2 separate regions of the Homo sapiens genome follow, and region 2 is linked to region 1. Evidence: chromatin contacts called from ENCODE Hi-C or POLR2A ChIA-PET data. All regions are on one chromosome and are shown on one strand. Each heading gives the region's core, a stretch centred on a gene start or an enhancer-like site at or near the end of the contact. The rest is flanking DNA. Distances are from core to core; before and after follow the strand shown. Region 1 overlaps MAP3K5 (mitogen-activated protein kinase kinase kinase 5). Region 2 overlaps MAP3K5 (mitogen-activated protein kinase kinase kinase 5).

Region 1 (6,709 bases), core at 2,162-4,661:
CCTCCACCTCCGGGGTTCAAGTGATTCTCCTGCCTCAGCCTCCCGAGTAGCTGGGACTGCGGGCACACACCACCATGCCTGGCTAATTTTTATATTTTTAGTAGAAATAGGATTTCACCATGTTGGCCAGGCTGATCTTGAACTACTGACCTCAAGTGATCCGCCTACCTTGTCCTCCCAAAGGGCTGGGAGCCAGTGCACCCAGCCCAAAATGTGGTAAATTTCTTAAAGGGAAGACTTTTTTCCTATGGTTGTTGTAGACTTCTTTCCCTAGTGGGACTTTTCTCCTAAACACTCAGGAGATTTCACTCTGTCATCCCAGCTCTACTCCACACCCTAGCCTCCTGTACAACTCAGCATTCAACGAATGTCCTGTGAAGAAAACAGCAACACATTTGGGACTCCTTCGGGTTTCATTCTGTCGTGCCAAACCACGCAATTGTCAAGAAATCCACTAGTTTCTCTTTTTCTTGGTAAAGTTTAAAATAGACAGAGTTTCTCTGCCCATGCCAAGCCCAAGCCTAATCTCAGGGTCAGAATCAGCAAATGCCCCATGAAAGACAACAGCAATTCAGCTCATCTTGGAAGGCCACTTCCCTCTTTGGAGTTTATTTCAGTGATTTTTTTTGTTGCTTCCATAGATCTCCAGTGTCTGCAAAAATGTGTTTTTGATATGTATTCTTATTTCCCCCTAATTACTGAAGCAGAAGTAATGGCTCCCAAGTAGACGACTACATCTTACTTGGAAACACAAGCTTTCCCCCTCACATTTAATATTTGTCCACAATACAAATGGCTATGTAGGTTCCCAACATTTGTATAATATTTTATTCCATGTTATACTTTATAGTATTATTGGAAATTTAGGGTAATTTTTCATCTTGTAACAAATGCCCTTGTAATGAAACTTCTGATTACATGTTTAATGTTTTTTCTTGGTATAAATTTGTAAATGTATAATTGTTAAGAGTTATACATAGTTTTAAAAAATTTCTATAGTTGGCCGAGTGCAGTGGCTTACACCTGTAATCCCAGCACTTTGGGAGGCCGAGGTGGGCGGATCACCTGAGGTCTGGAGTTCGAGACCAGCCTGACTCACATGGCAAAACCCCATCTCTACTAAAAAAAAAAAAAAATACAAAAAAATTATTCGGGCATGGTGGTGCATGCCTGTAATCCGAGCTACTCGGGAGGCTGAGGCAGGAGAATCGCTTGACCCCTGGAGGCAGAGGTTCCTGTGAGCTGAGATCGTGTCACTGCGCTCCAGCCTAGGCAACAAGAGTGAAAGTCCATCTCAAAGAAACAAACAAACAAAAATTCTATAGTTTTGATATTGGCAAATTTCTGCCAAGAATACTGTACTTCTTTGCTTTTACAGTATGGGAGAATTCCCACTTCCTGCAGTGGTATACTAATGATATATGCCAGGATTTTATTTCTTTCGTAATATACCTACATGCTCTTTTAATCTCCAGAAAACATTAAGACTTTTTCCTCAATACAGTACTCAATTTAGTCTCATGGATTGAGGGGAGCTCAAGAAAAATGTGAATTATTAATTTTATTGGTGTTTATCTTTTCATTTAAAATACAAAAATATATATTGTTTGTGGTAACAGAAAAACAGATATAAACCCAAATATTCATTTAGGTTGGTTTTGGCACATAGGAGATATTCAGCCAATATTTATTGATTCATTTCGATATGTCTTCATTTTTGCATCTTCCTTTTCATATCTTTAAGAGACATTTCATGTTCTTTGGTTTCAGGGAAAATGCCATAATGTATTTAATGAAAAATATTACGTATCTTGATATGAATTGGTAGAAAGGGAAGTGTCTACTTCTTTCTTCTCCTAAATCCTTTTTTGTTGGGACATTATACTTGCCTCTGAACAAAGACAAAGAACTTTGAGACTTATGTTAGTCTAAGACCTGTAAGTTGTGACTTGCCTTGATATAGTTTCGAATATCTGTAGTCTAGGTGTATATACTTTTTTCATTTTAGAATGGAAACATGTATACTTCTGGAAACATTAAAAAATGCTTTTTAATCACCTATGGTGATGCAGTGGTACCTTTTTTCATATTCCATAGGTACATAACTATCAGAGCCAACTAGTTAAGATTCATAGTTATTTTTGCTTCCATTCAGAGATGCTTGTTCTAATTAAAGAGCAAGACATTTAAAAAAGAGACATGGTCCTCAATATTCAGAAAAATATATTTTTTGTTTTCATTTGATGTTTAATTTATTTTAAATTATGGAAAATTTTGAGTATATATAAAAGCCAAGAATATACATTTATTGTGCCTACAATATACACTATTGTGCCTATCACTATGTTTACTATTCCTGTCTTTTATTTACACAGTTATGACTTAGGTGAGAATGCTTTTATCTTGGAATTATAATGTATTTCTTCCCACATAACCTTTTTTTTTGGTGTCATCAAATGGTCATTTGTTAGATATTTAGTTCTTATATTTTCTTCAGCATGATTTTTTTAAAAATAAAAGTTTCATTTTTCATGCATTGGCCTCAGGCAGTTCCTCTTAGTCACTAGGGCATTTATTTTATTTTTCTCGTTTTACATATACCTAAGTGAAATTATATTGAATATCGTTGCCCGTTTAATGATGCATGTGAGGAAACCCTTAAAAGTATCCTAGGAAGTATTACCTTGAAAATAAAGTAAATATTCAAACACTGAAGTCCTTTTAAATATTGAAGTATTTTCAAAGGTTGATACTCGGTTTTATGCATATTCAGAAAAGTCTTTTTATAACTCTCTGAGCCAAAATTAGTATGTAGAGACATACTCTACATCTCTGCTTTTCTTAATTTCATCCTATAATTGACAGTTTATTTCATTTTTATATCATTCTTATGGAATTGATCATTTCAGTGTGTTACCTATCCTCAGTGCTCTGTATATTTTTAAGAGTTTGTAAAAACTACTTTAAAAAATATGTGCGGGGTTCTCATTTTTAAATGTTTATTGTACACACACACACACACACACACACACACACACACACCCTGAATGATGGCTTCCAAGTAGACGACTACATTTTACTTGGAAACACTAGTTTTCTTCTGACTTTTAACATGCTTCTACAACATAAATGACTACATAGCTTTCTAACATTTGGAATATATGTTATTCCATATCATACTGTATAATATTATTGGATATTTAGAGTAATTTTTCATCTTGTAACAAATGCCCTTGTAACTAAATTTTCACATTCACATATTTCTGGTAGATGGTTGAAGAGAGGATTTTTTTAAAGACTAGGGTTACTAGGTAGGTTGAGGGTGAGCTAAGCGGGGGAAAGCAACAGAGCTGTGGACAAAGATAAGCAGTTTCTGAAGCGTTAAGTCCTAATAGCACACCAGATTCTGGGGTGAAGGCCAGTGCAATATTTTTACTTGCTCAGGCATTGGAGTTATACAAACAGAAGCTATTACACACCCAGGGTTTCATGATTGAGAAAGTTAACTTGTACATTTGTGGTTTTTTATAGGTTCAAAAAGGCATTTGAATCTGAGCCAACACTACAGTCAGGAATTAATTATGCGGTCCTCCTCCTGGCAGCTGGACACCAGTTTGAATCTTCCTTTGAGCTCCGGAAAGTTGGTAATTACAACTTGATATTTTACATGGAAATCAAGAAACTGGACCCAACTTGGTGCAAAGAAAAAGAATCATGAATAGATAAATCTTTTGCTTTCTGTCTTTTCATACTTCCCAAAGAGAAAAAAGAAACTTATTATATCTCCTTGTTTGGTGTTTCATACTGTTGTACAGAATCCTGATATTAGGACATAATTCAGTTTTTAATTTATCTTACCTGTTTCTAAAAGTCCCCCTGGTTAATATTCCAGCTCAAACTAATATTGAGGATATGGGTTCTGCATTCAACCCCCAACTCCTAAATAAGGTTACTGTTTTGTGAGACATCAGGAATATTTCCTATTTTAGATTGCGCTTTTGTGGTGCTTTTTTTTCAAAAACCTCTGCTGTTTCCTTTATCTGTTTCTCAAGCACACCTTTCCCTATGATTTCACCGGTGTTGGGGGAAGAGCCTCCCAAAGCCCCAGGAGCAACAGGTTAAGCAAATGGTGGTCTTGGTAGGAAGTAGGCTCCTCAGACCATCTCTGAATCATAGCCATCGACAGAATGTGCTTTTGTCCCTTTTATCTGTAGACATTATCTCATCTGCTGCCTTTCCCTGGGAATTTAAAGAAGTTAGGGCATCTTAGTGAACAAATTTCAAGTGATTTTCTTGGTTTTGGCTTTGATCACATTTTTTAAAGATTCTAGATACTGGAATCCTGTCTATGGGAATCATATTTTGCTCCGTTGGGTGTCTAACGACCTCCTTTCAGAGAATCTTTCCAACTCTTTTAGGAATTACTACAGACATAGAAATATTCAGCCTTGTTTTTCATAGGGAAAAAATAACACGTTCATCTTAGTGAAGCTATGAATTGTAGAAGAAACTTTTTCTTCAAAATAAAAGAAAAATTTTTTTGGAAACCAGGTTTCACTCTGTCACTCAGGCAAGGGTGCAGTGGTGCGATCATAGCTCACTGCAGCCTTGAATTCTTAAGCTCAAGTGATCCTCCCACTTTGGCCTCCTAAGAAGCTGGGACTGTAGGCGTGCACCACCACAGCTGACTAATTAAAAAAATTTTTTTTTATAAAGACGTGGCCACACTATGTTGCCCAGGCTGGTCTTGAACTCCTGGCTTCAAGCAGTTCTGCCACAGCCTCCCAAAGTACTGGTATTACAGGTGTGAGCCACCGCACCGGGCCCACTTTGGCGAATTTCTTGTTACTTTTCTTAAAGAGAAATGAATCCTAGACTTTAAAAAAAAGACATTATTTTGGAAGAGCTTGTATCTTTATGTAATGTTCTGGAGAATCTCTGAAGCTAAATAAAGTCAGAATATTTATTTGTTTATTTTTTTAAATGCCCAGACTAAAAGAATGATAAAGTATTTATTACTGTGGGATAGCAGGGGTATTAAAGGCATAAAGGTCTGTTTGAAATAATTTTTTTTTTCTTCTGAGACAGGGTCTCACTCTGCTGCTCAGGGCACAATGGCACAATCACAGCTCACTGCAGCCTCGACCCCCAAGACTTAGGTGATCCTCCCACCTCAGCCTCCCGGGTAGCTGAGACTACAGGCATATACCACCACACCCGGATAATTTTTTTGTATTTTTTGTAAAGATGAGGTTTTGCCATGTTGCCCAGGCTGGTTTAGATTGTGCTTTCTTAGTGCTTTTTTCAAAAACCTCTGCTATTTTATTTATTTATTTATTTTTAAGGTTGGCTCTCACTCTGTCACCCAAGCTGGAGTGCACTGGCACGATCACGGCTCACTGCAATCTCAACCTCCTGAGCTCAGGAGATCCTTCCACCTGGGCCTCCCAAGGTGCTAGGATTGCAGGTGTGAGCCACCTTGCCCAGCCTGAAATAATTCTTTTGATTGGTTCAGTGAAATCGGAGAAGGTACATTGCAATTTGTGCTGTTCAGAAATTATGATTATAATAAAATTTTGTGTCTAAGACTAAATTAAAAACTCTATACTAGCCAAAATCCCTATATCAGTGTTCTAAAAATATTTTTATTGCTCCTTTGTTGCTTTTTTCATTGTTTTTATTGATATGCAATAGATATATATTTTTCAGTATATATGTTCTATTTTGATACAGTCATATATTTATTGTTCTGTTCTTAACTCAAGGTGAGGTTTTGTTGAAGCCTCTAAATTGTTGCAGGAATTGACAGTGATTTGCATATGTAGGCAAAGCAATGACAATGGTTTGAAAATGTACTTATTCTAAATCTCATTTTGAAGGTAAATACTTATTAAGATGGTCAGAACTCTGAGGTTTGAGGAAATGTGATTAATATGTAAAAGAAACATGTTAATTTTTTTCAGGAAGAACTCACTTGTAATACATGTTAAACAAACATTTGAAAACATACAAAGTTAGTTTAAAATTTTAGAAATTGCATAACATATACAGACTTAAAATATGGCTTATCAGTGAATTTTTAGCTATCATGAGAACTGTTTTAGGCTTCTAAAATACTGTGATATGCATTCTAAATTGTATTGTCCTTCAATAATGAAAACATAGTTAAAACTCACTAACTTAGATTCTATTCAATTGTAAATTATGCTAATCAACATAGATTGATCTAAAGTTAATTTTTATATGGTAAGAGGATTAAATGGATTTTCGAGGAAAGACAAGTTGGTTAAATAAATTAATAGTTTAATATAATAATGATGTTAATTGATAGTATATAATAAAAATGAGACAATATACTTGGCATATTTTAAAGATACACCTAGTTTCATTCTTTCTTTAAATGCTCCAATCAGCTTTTCCAGTAATTTATACCTCCCATTCCTCCTGTTGGCCTCTGCAAACATACAAATTATTCCGAATTACCGAGTTCTTATAATAACCAGACATTTACTTATGAAGTCCCTTCTTTAAGATGCTTTTTGAAATTTTGATTTATTTATAAAGGGTAAACAATTAAGATGAGCACTCAATCTGAAGCTCCCTAAATGTATTATCTTAAGATCTCAAATGTAAGAAATGATTCTTAACTGTCATGCTGTGTTGCCCAAAGACTCTTAATTCTAGTTGTGTGTTTGTTTGCGGTTATGAC
Region 2 (6,709 bases), core at 1,970-4,469, 86 kb after region 1:
CAGAAAACATTTCCCAGAGTAGAGCATGTTCCTTTGCAGGACAGTAGCACACACATCAAAAAACCAGAAGCAACATGTTTTTCTGTTGTAAAAACAAAGTTAATGTCGAAAAAAAAGTTTGCCATTTGAAGTTTGCTATTGGCAAACATGTTGCAACTGAGTTTTTACTAAGAGAAGCTTCCAATTTCTGCATAACTCACATTTTTCTTCTTGAACATGTTTTCATGATGTTATGATTTTGCCTGTGAATCTTTACCTTGGGTGCAGTTTAGTTTGTGGTAAGGAAAAAACCAACAAAGTTTATAATGGTTCCCATTGTGATTTTAAAGTATTCGTTTAATGACAGCTTTCAAGCTTTTCAATATAATCTTATCTCATGAAAACATAAACATGAGACCAAGCTTCCAAATGAAAATATATTAAGAGAAAGAACTCGATGGTGCATTTCTTTTTTATTTTAATAGACTCCTAGAAATTATAATTTTCACAGCCCAGTGGAGGAATTTTAATTTTAATGGTACAGTAAGAAAATGTACAATATAAAATAAAAATGATATAATAGTTTCTTAAAGTTTCTTATATTTTCTTAAAGTTAAATGGGAACAAATAACATCCTACTGTGCTTCCTTAAAGAAGCAGTGTGGGCTGGGCATGGTGGCTCATGCCTATAGTCCCAGCACTTTGGGATTACAGCACTCAGGAGGCTGAGGCAGGTGGATCACTTGAGGTCACGAGTTCAAGACCAGCCTGGCCAACATGGCGAAACCTCAGCTCTACTAAAAATACAAAAGTTAGCTGGGCATGACAGGTGCCTGTAATCCCAGCTACTTGGGAAGCTGAGGTAGGAGAATCACTTGAAGTTGGGAGGCAGAGGTTGTTGTGAGCTGAAATGGAGCCACTGCACTCCAGCCTGGGTGACAAAGCAAGACTTTGTCAAAAAATAAATAAATAAATAAATAAATAAATAAATAAATAAATAAAGAAAAGAAAAGAAAGGAAGCAATATGCCTTGCTCAAAGGAGAAAAGTTCCATCTGAGGTTGGGGAAAGTGGCTCACATCTATAATCCCAGCACTTTGGGAGGCGGAGGTGGGAGGATCACTTGAGCCCAGGAATTTGAGACCAGCCTGGGCAACTTAGCAAAACCCAGTCTCTACAAAAAGTTTTAAAAAAAATTATCTGGGTGTGGTGGCACATGCCTATAGTCCCTAGCTACTCAGGAGGCTGAGGTGGGAAGAGAGCTAGAACCCAGGAGTTAGGGGCTGCAGTGAGCTATGATTGTGCCACTGCACTCCAGCCTGGGTGACAAAGAGAGGCCCTGTCTCTTAAAAAAAAACAAAAAAAAAAAAACAAAAAGAAAAAATCATTTTGAGAAAGAGCATTTGTTTGAACATTGTAATATATTTTAGTGTAATAAAATAGTCCATCGGTCCGTTCTTAGAAGCAATTGCTTCATTGATGGGTAAGGGGTAGTTTCAAAAATGAAGTTTGAGATCAGCCCCTCTTGGTTGCAAGGAACTGACACACCGTTAGGACAACTGAAGTACCAAGGACATGTTATAGGTAGACACGCATAGCAATAAGGGAAGTAGACTCTTAAGGAATTCCAATCATAGTGCCTAGCCGAGTCTCACAGACACTGAAAACAGAATATGAGCCTGAGGAACTTCAAGTCCCCGGAGTTTGCACATCTTTTCTCTGGCTTGGTTGCTGTTGACCTGCTTGGTGTGCATTTCTGTTCTTGTCCACTTCTCCTCTCCCTCCCTGATATGGTTTGGCTGTGTCCCCACTCAAATCTCATCTTGAATTGTAACTCCCACAATTCCCATGTGTCGTGGGAGGAACCTGGTGGGAGGTGATTGAATTATGGGGGCAGGTCTTTCCTGTGCTGTTCTTGTGATAATGAATGAGTCTCACAAGATTTGATGCTTTCAAAAAATGGGAGTTTGCCTGCACAAGCTCTCTCTTTTTGCCTGCTGCCATCCAAGTAAGATGTGACTTGCTCCTCCTTGCCTTCTGCCGTGATTGTGAGGCTTCCCCAGCCACGTGGAACTGTAAGTCCAATTAAACCTCTTTCTTTTGTAAATTGCCCAGTCTCGGGTATGTGTTTTCAGCAGTGTGAAAACGAACTAATACACTCCCTATTGTCTTTCTCAATTCCATTGCTTCTGCTATGGTTGGACATATTCATGACCCTATTTTATAGCTTCTCTTTCCGGGCAGACTTTCAGGTTGAGATCCTATGGCTTATTGCTCAAATCTCTTTTTAGTTCCCAATTAAAATTTCTGAAAGAATCTTATGGCCTTAGTCTTTTTGGGCAAAGCTTTGTTATCTGACTATATCATGGCTACTGACCAGCGTGTGGGGCAGGTACCTTTTCTCTCTGATTATTTCTTGGTGTTGGTAGGAGGATTGAAGAGGTGCCATATAGTTCAAAATATGGTCTTTCCTTTGGAGACATTTGGAAGTCCAGTTCTTCTCAGAAAGGGCTGTGGGAAGTATGGTGGCTCATGCCTGGAATCCCAGCACTTTGGGAAGTAGTGATGGGAGGCTCGCTTGAGCCCAGGAGTTCGAGACCAGCCTGGGCAATATAGTGAGACCTTGTCTCTACCAAAAGAAAAAAAAATGTGGGGGCAGGGGGTATGGAGATAGGATTACCATGGCAGGTATATCCAGCATATGTTGATGTAAGGATTGTTGATTTTTATTCACAGGGGGCTGAAGAACCGAAACTAAAATGGGAACACATCACAACCCTCATTGCAAGCCTCAGAGAATTTGTGAGATCCACTGACCGAAAAATCATAGCCACCACACTGTCAAAGCTGAAACTGGAGCTGGACTTCGACAGCCATGGCATTAGCCAAGTCCAGGTGGTACTCTTTGGTTTTCAAGATGCTGTAAGTATGATATTTTGCCAGTGTTTTCCCACACACTAAAATTAGTTAGAAAAATAAGATAAAACATAAGTTCTGTTATTTTTCTTTTAAAATTCCAGTGAACTCTATTCTTTTTGGATGAAAAATGTGAGATATTCGCCTCTCAGTGTGCTTCTAAGTATCTGATTTGTTGTTTTGTGTGTTTGCATTCCCCAAATTAAAAAACACATAAAACCAAATCACCATGGAAAATAACAAAATATTTCCCATGGCTGAACTTCGTTCTTATGAAATTATGTTGGGTCATTGTTTATTTTGACAACTTTAGCAACGTAACACACTTTAGTCATACATTTTCTAATGCTATATGAGAAATGCCATCTAGTGGCCATTGAGAAAAATTTAATAGTACAGATTGAAATGGTCACTGCTGAATAAAACCAGTTAATTTTTTTCCAGTTTTTCTCTAGTTTTCATATAGAACATTTTTAACATGTTTGTTTCATAAATACCTACTCTGTTCTAGCCAGAAGTATACTTTCAGAGTACAGAGCATCACTGATTAAAAATTAAAGCACATGATCTAATGAGAGATTGCTGAGAAGTCTTCTCTCCAAAATTGAGTTGCTATGCAACACAAACTAAAGCCAGTCTTCTGTACTGCATTCAGAACCCTCTGTGTTATTCTTGGGTGAGACTTATCTGTGGAACTCAGTGCCAAAAAAGCCTCAAGCCACCTCCAGGAGACCCTTAACAAGATGTGGGAGACTGAAATAAGAGGGTTCTTGATGGTGCTTGTGGTATAAATATGGAAGTATAATTTTATTTAAATTCCAAAATTAATTCAGCCCTAATGTGTGTATTGCTTCTTTGTAGAAAGTGTGTTGACAATTTTATTTGCAACATCAAATGATCCCCAATTTAAAGCCAAATTAGAATCCTTCAATAACTACTAGCATTCTCTGAGACACTGTGTAAGCCACTTGGTCTTTATGCTATATTGTGGGCAGGGACAAGAGTCCTGAGTTGATTGAGGGCATAAGAAATTAAAGCAACTGGCAAAGCCTATCACTAATATTAAATGCTAAAAGCATGCTTATGCTGCAACTAGGGAAACCCAACTGCCTGCAAGTAGAGTGAAATAATTTAGCTAATTTGCACTTGCCCACACATTTGGCCTCTAGCCTAGAGGTTGGAAAGCAAGTTTGCTGTAGAATTCAGACTGAGAGCTATTGGGTTGTACTCCTGGGCCTTGGGCCAGGTCAGACACACACACACACACACACACACACACACACACACACACACACACGTATACACACACGTGTACACATACACGCCTGCTCTTGCTCATTCACTGTCCAGGATGAGAATGAACCCAAAGTATGGGCCCTATGATGTAATTTGCTATGTAATAAAGAGCTGAGAGGAGCAGGTTATGGTTATAACAGATCCCTCTTCCACCTAATAAGAATGTAAATTTTTTTTTTTTTGAGATGGAGTCTCCCTCTGTTGGCTAGGCTGGAGTGCAGTGGCATGATCTCAGGTCACTGCAACCTCTGCCTCCCGGGTTCAAGCAATTCTTGTGCCTCAGCCTCCCGAGTAGCTGGAACTACAGGTGCCTGCCACCATGCCCAGCTAATTTTTGTATTTTTAGTAGAGATTGGGTTTTGCCATGTTGGCTAGGCTGGTCTTGAACTCCTGGCCTCAGGTGATCCGCCCGCATCGGACTCCCAAAGTGCTGGGATTACAGGGCGTGAGCCACCATGTCCAGCCAGTATGTAAATTTTTTAAAGAAATGAAGGTACCAGGACAAACTCAGCCTGGATGGATTTTCTAGAACAAGTGGGAACCTAGCAAGGGTTCATTTCCTGTGCAACTAGTACGATGAAGTCCTCAAACTGACTCTCTTCCAAACTAGGGGAGTTTGATGAAGATGGACCAAGGACAGGCATGAGCAACTGGAGCTCCAGCTCTTGACATGGGTTTGTGGCTGGGTCACCATCTCCCCAGCTGCAGTAGGGATGGTGATTAAATTTTTGGAATTTAAATAAAATTATACTTCCATAATCATACTATAGATACTCAGAGGTATCTAACCAGAGCCCTGTTGGGGAAATAGCCTCTTTTTTTAGAGGTCTGTGTAAGCCAGCAGGTAGTAGAGTTAACCCAAAATCTAAGTGAGCTTGTCATAGTCTTATGCTAAAAGCTTGTTTTTACAAAGGTAATGCACATGATAAATACATACAATGGAATATAATTCAAGCTTAAAAAGGAAAGAAATCCTGACACATGCTACAACATGAATGAAGCTTAGAGATGTTATGCCAAGTGAAACAAACCATTCACATAAGGCCAAATACTGTAATTCCACTTATGTGAAGGTACCTACAGTAGTAAAATTTATGAGAGACAGAAATTAAAATGCTTGTTTTCAGGGACTGTGGGGAGGGAGAAATGGGAACTTACTGTTTAATGAGTATAGAGTTTTAGTTTTGCAAGATAAAGAGTTCTGTGGATGGATGGCGGTGATGGTAGTACAATAATGTGAATGTACTTAATGCCACTGAACCATACACTTAAAAATGGCTAAGATGGCCAGGCACGGTGGCTCATGTCTGCAATGCCAGCACTTTGGGAGGCTGAGGCGGGAGGATTGCTTGAGCCCCGGAGGCACAGGTTGCAGTGAGCCATGATCCCGCCACTGCACTCCACCCTGGGTGACAGAGCAAGACCGTGTCTCCAAAACAAATGAAATAATAATAATAATAAGAAGAAGTAATTGAAAATAATGAACAGTAAGAACAGCCTTTATTTTTATTTAAAGTCTCTTAGACCCTGTCTTCCTCCTTCACCCCCTCCCTCCATCCATTCTGCAGACATTATAAAAGCTAAAAACTGCACATTCTGAGTCCCAAAGAAGCAACATTCTCATTTGAACCAGACTGCCTTTCACTTAAATAACTTATTTGCTTACATGGGGCTCACTAAACTTTGATTTGAAGTAGCAATTTTTACTTTGTTTTCCAATGACATAAAGAATTACAAAGAATTCAAGTTGAAGAAACTTTTTAGTTGTTTTGTAAATGGAACTTCATACAAGTGCTTCGATCATCTAGGCTATTTGCAATTAAAAATTAAAGTAGGCTAAATGTCACTCTCTCTCCAGGTCAATAAAGTTCTTCGGAATCATAACATCAAGCCGCACTGGATGTTTGCCTTAGACAGTATCATTCGGAAGGCGGTACAGACAGCCATTACCATCCTGGTTCCAGGTCAGAGATATTTAATTACTCTGCACATATTTAGTGCTTGGATATTTTAGATTACTGTTCATCTGTTATTTCTGATATCACCTTAGTACTTTAAAAACCATAATACCCTTTTTTAAAGAAATATTTTCAACATCACCAAATAGTACATATAGTCTGGATAATGGTACACCAAGCAAAATATTTACTAAGAATGAGGAAGACTTGCTTCCCCTGTCTTTAAGGAATGTGTTTAGATGTGAAGAGAAAAAGTATACAGGTGACTCAGATAAATACGCATTTCAAAATATAGATATCTGGACCACAAAACACATTCCTACATCTTTTACCCAGTGGTTCCCAAATCTTCCAATGTATTGAGCAATTTAAGGAGGTATTGCATAGCTCGTTGCATTGAGCAATTTAATTGTCTTTAAAATTACAGCTTTCAAAGCCCCATCTGAAGCCAAATAAGAATCTGCCAGGAATAAAGCCCAGGAATCTGATTTTTTTTTAAAGACTAGTCTTTTAGAGCAGTTTAAGATTCACAGCAAAATTGAGTGGAAGATACAGAGATTT

What was found. A loop is a pair of places that touch in the nucleus more often than their neighbours do. ChIA-PET counts read pairs that join two places held with the same protein, here RNA polymerase II (POLR2A). Pooled maps may share reads with other maps.
Region 2: a map of PC-3 shows a loop between it and region 1 (15-fold over the local background). The contact joins two enhancer-like sites. A Hi-C loop is called at or near these places in 1 of 168 maps with a recorded cell type or tissue (PC-3) and 2 of 50 pooled maps. POLR2A ChIA-PET finds 5 or more read pairs at or near these places in 2 of 52 experiments (B cell and T-cell).

The regions. Positions count from the first base shown.
Region 1 is chr6:136,666,218-136,672,926 of GRCh38, reverse strand. It overlaps MAP3K5 (mitogen-activated protein kinase kinase kinase 5), which reads left to right. Exons shown (of 30, transcript NM_005923.4): 8 at 3,532-3,644. Among named protein-coding and RNA genes, the nearest start is that of MAP3K5-AS1, 40 kb to the right of the region's middle. Within about 2 kb of position 3,411, at least 3 of the 41 ENCODE cell types and tissues checked have a DNase peak (open chromatin) inside an H3K27ac peak, as active enhancers do.
Region 2 is chr6:136,579,746-136,586,454 of GRCh38, reverse strand. It overlaps MAP3K5 (mitogen-activated protein kinase kinase kinase 5), which reads left to right. Exons shown (of 30, transcript NM_005923.4): 24 at 2,715-2,900; 25 at 6,049-6,154. Among named protein-coding and RNA genes, the nearest start is that of MAP7-AS1, 31 kb to the right of the region's middle. Within about 2 kb of position 3,219, at least 2 of the 41 ENCODE cell types and tissues checked have a DNase peak (open chromatin) inside an H3K27ac peak, as active enhancers do.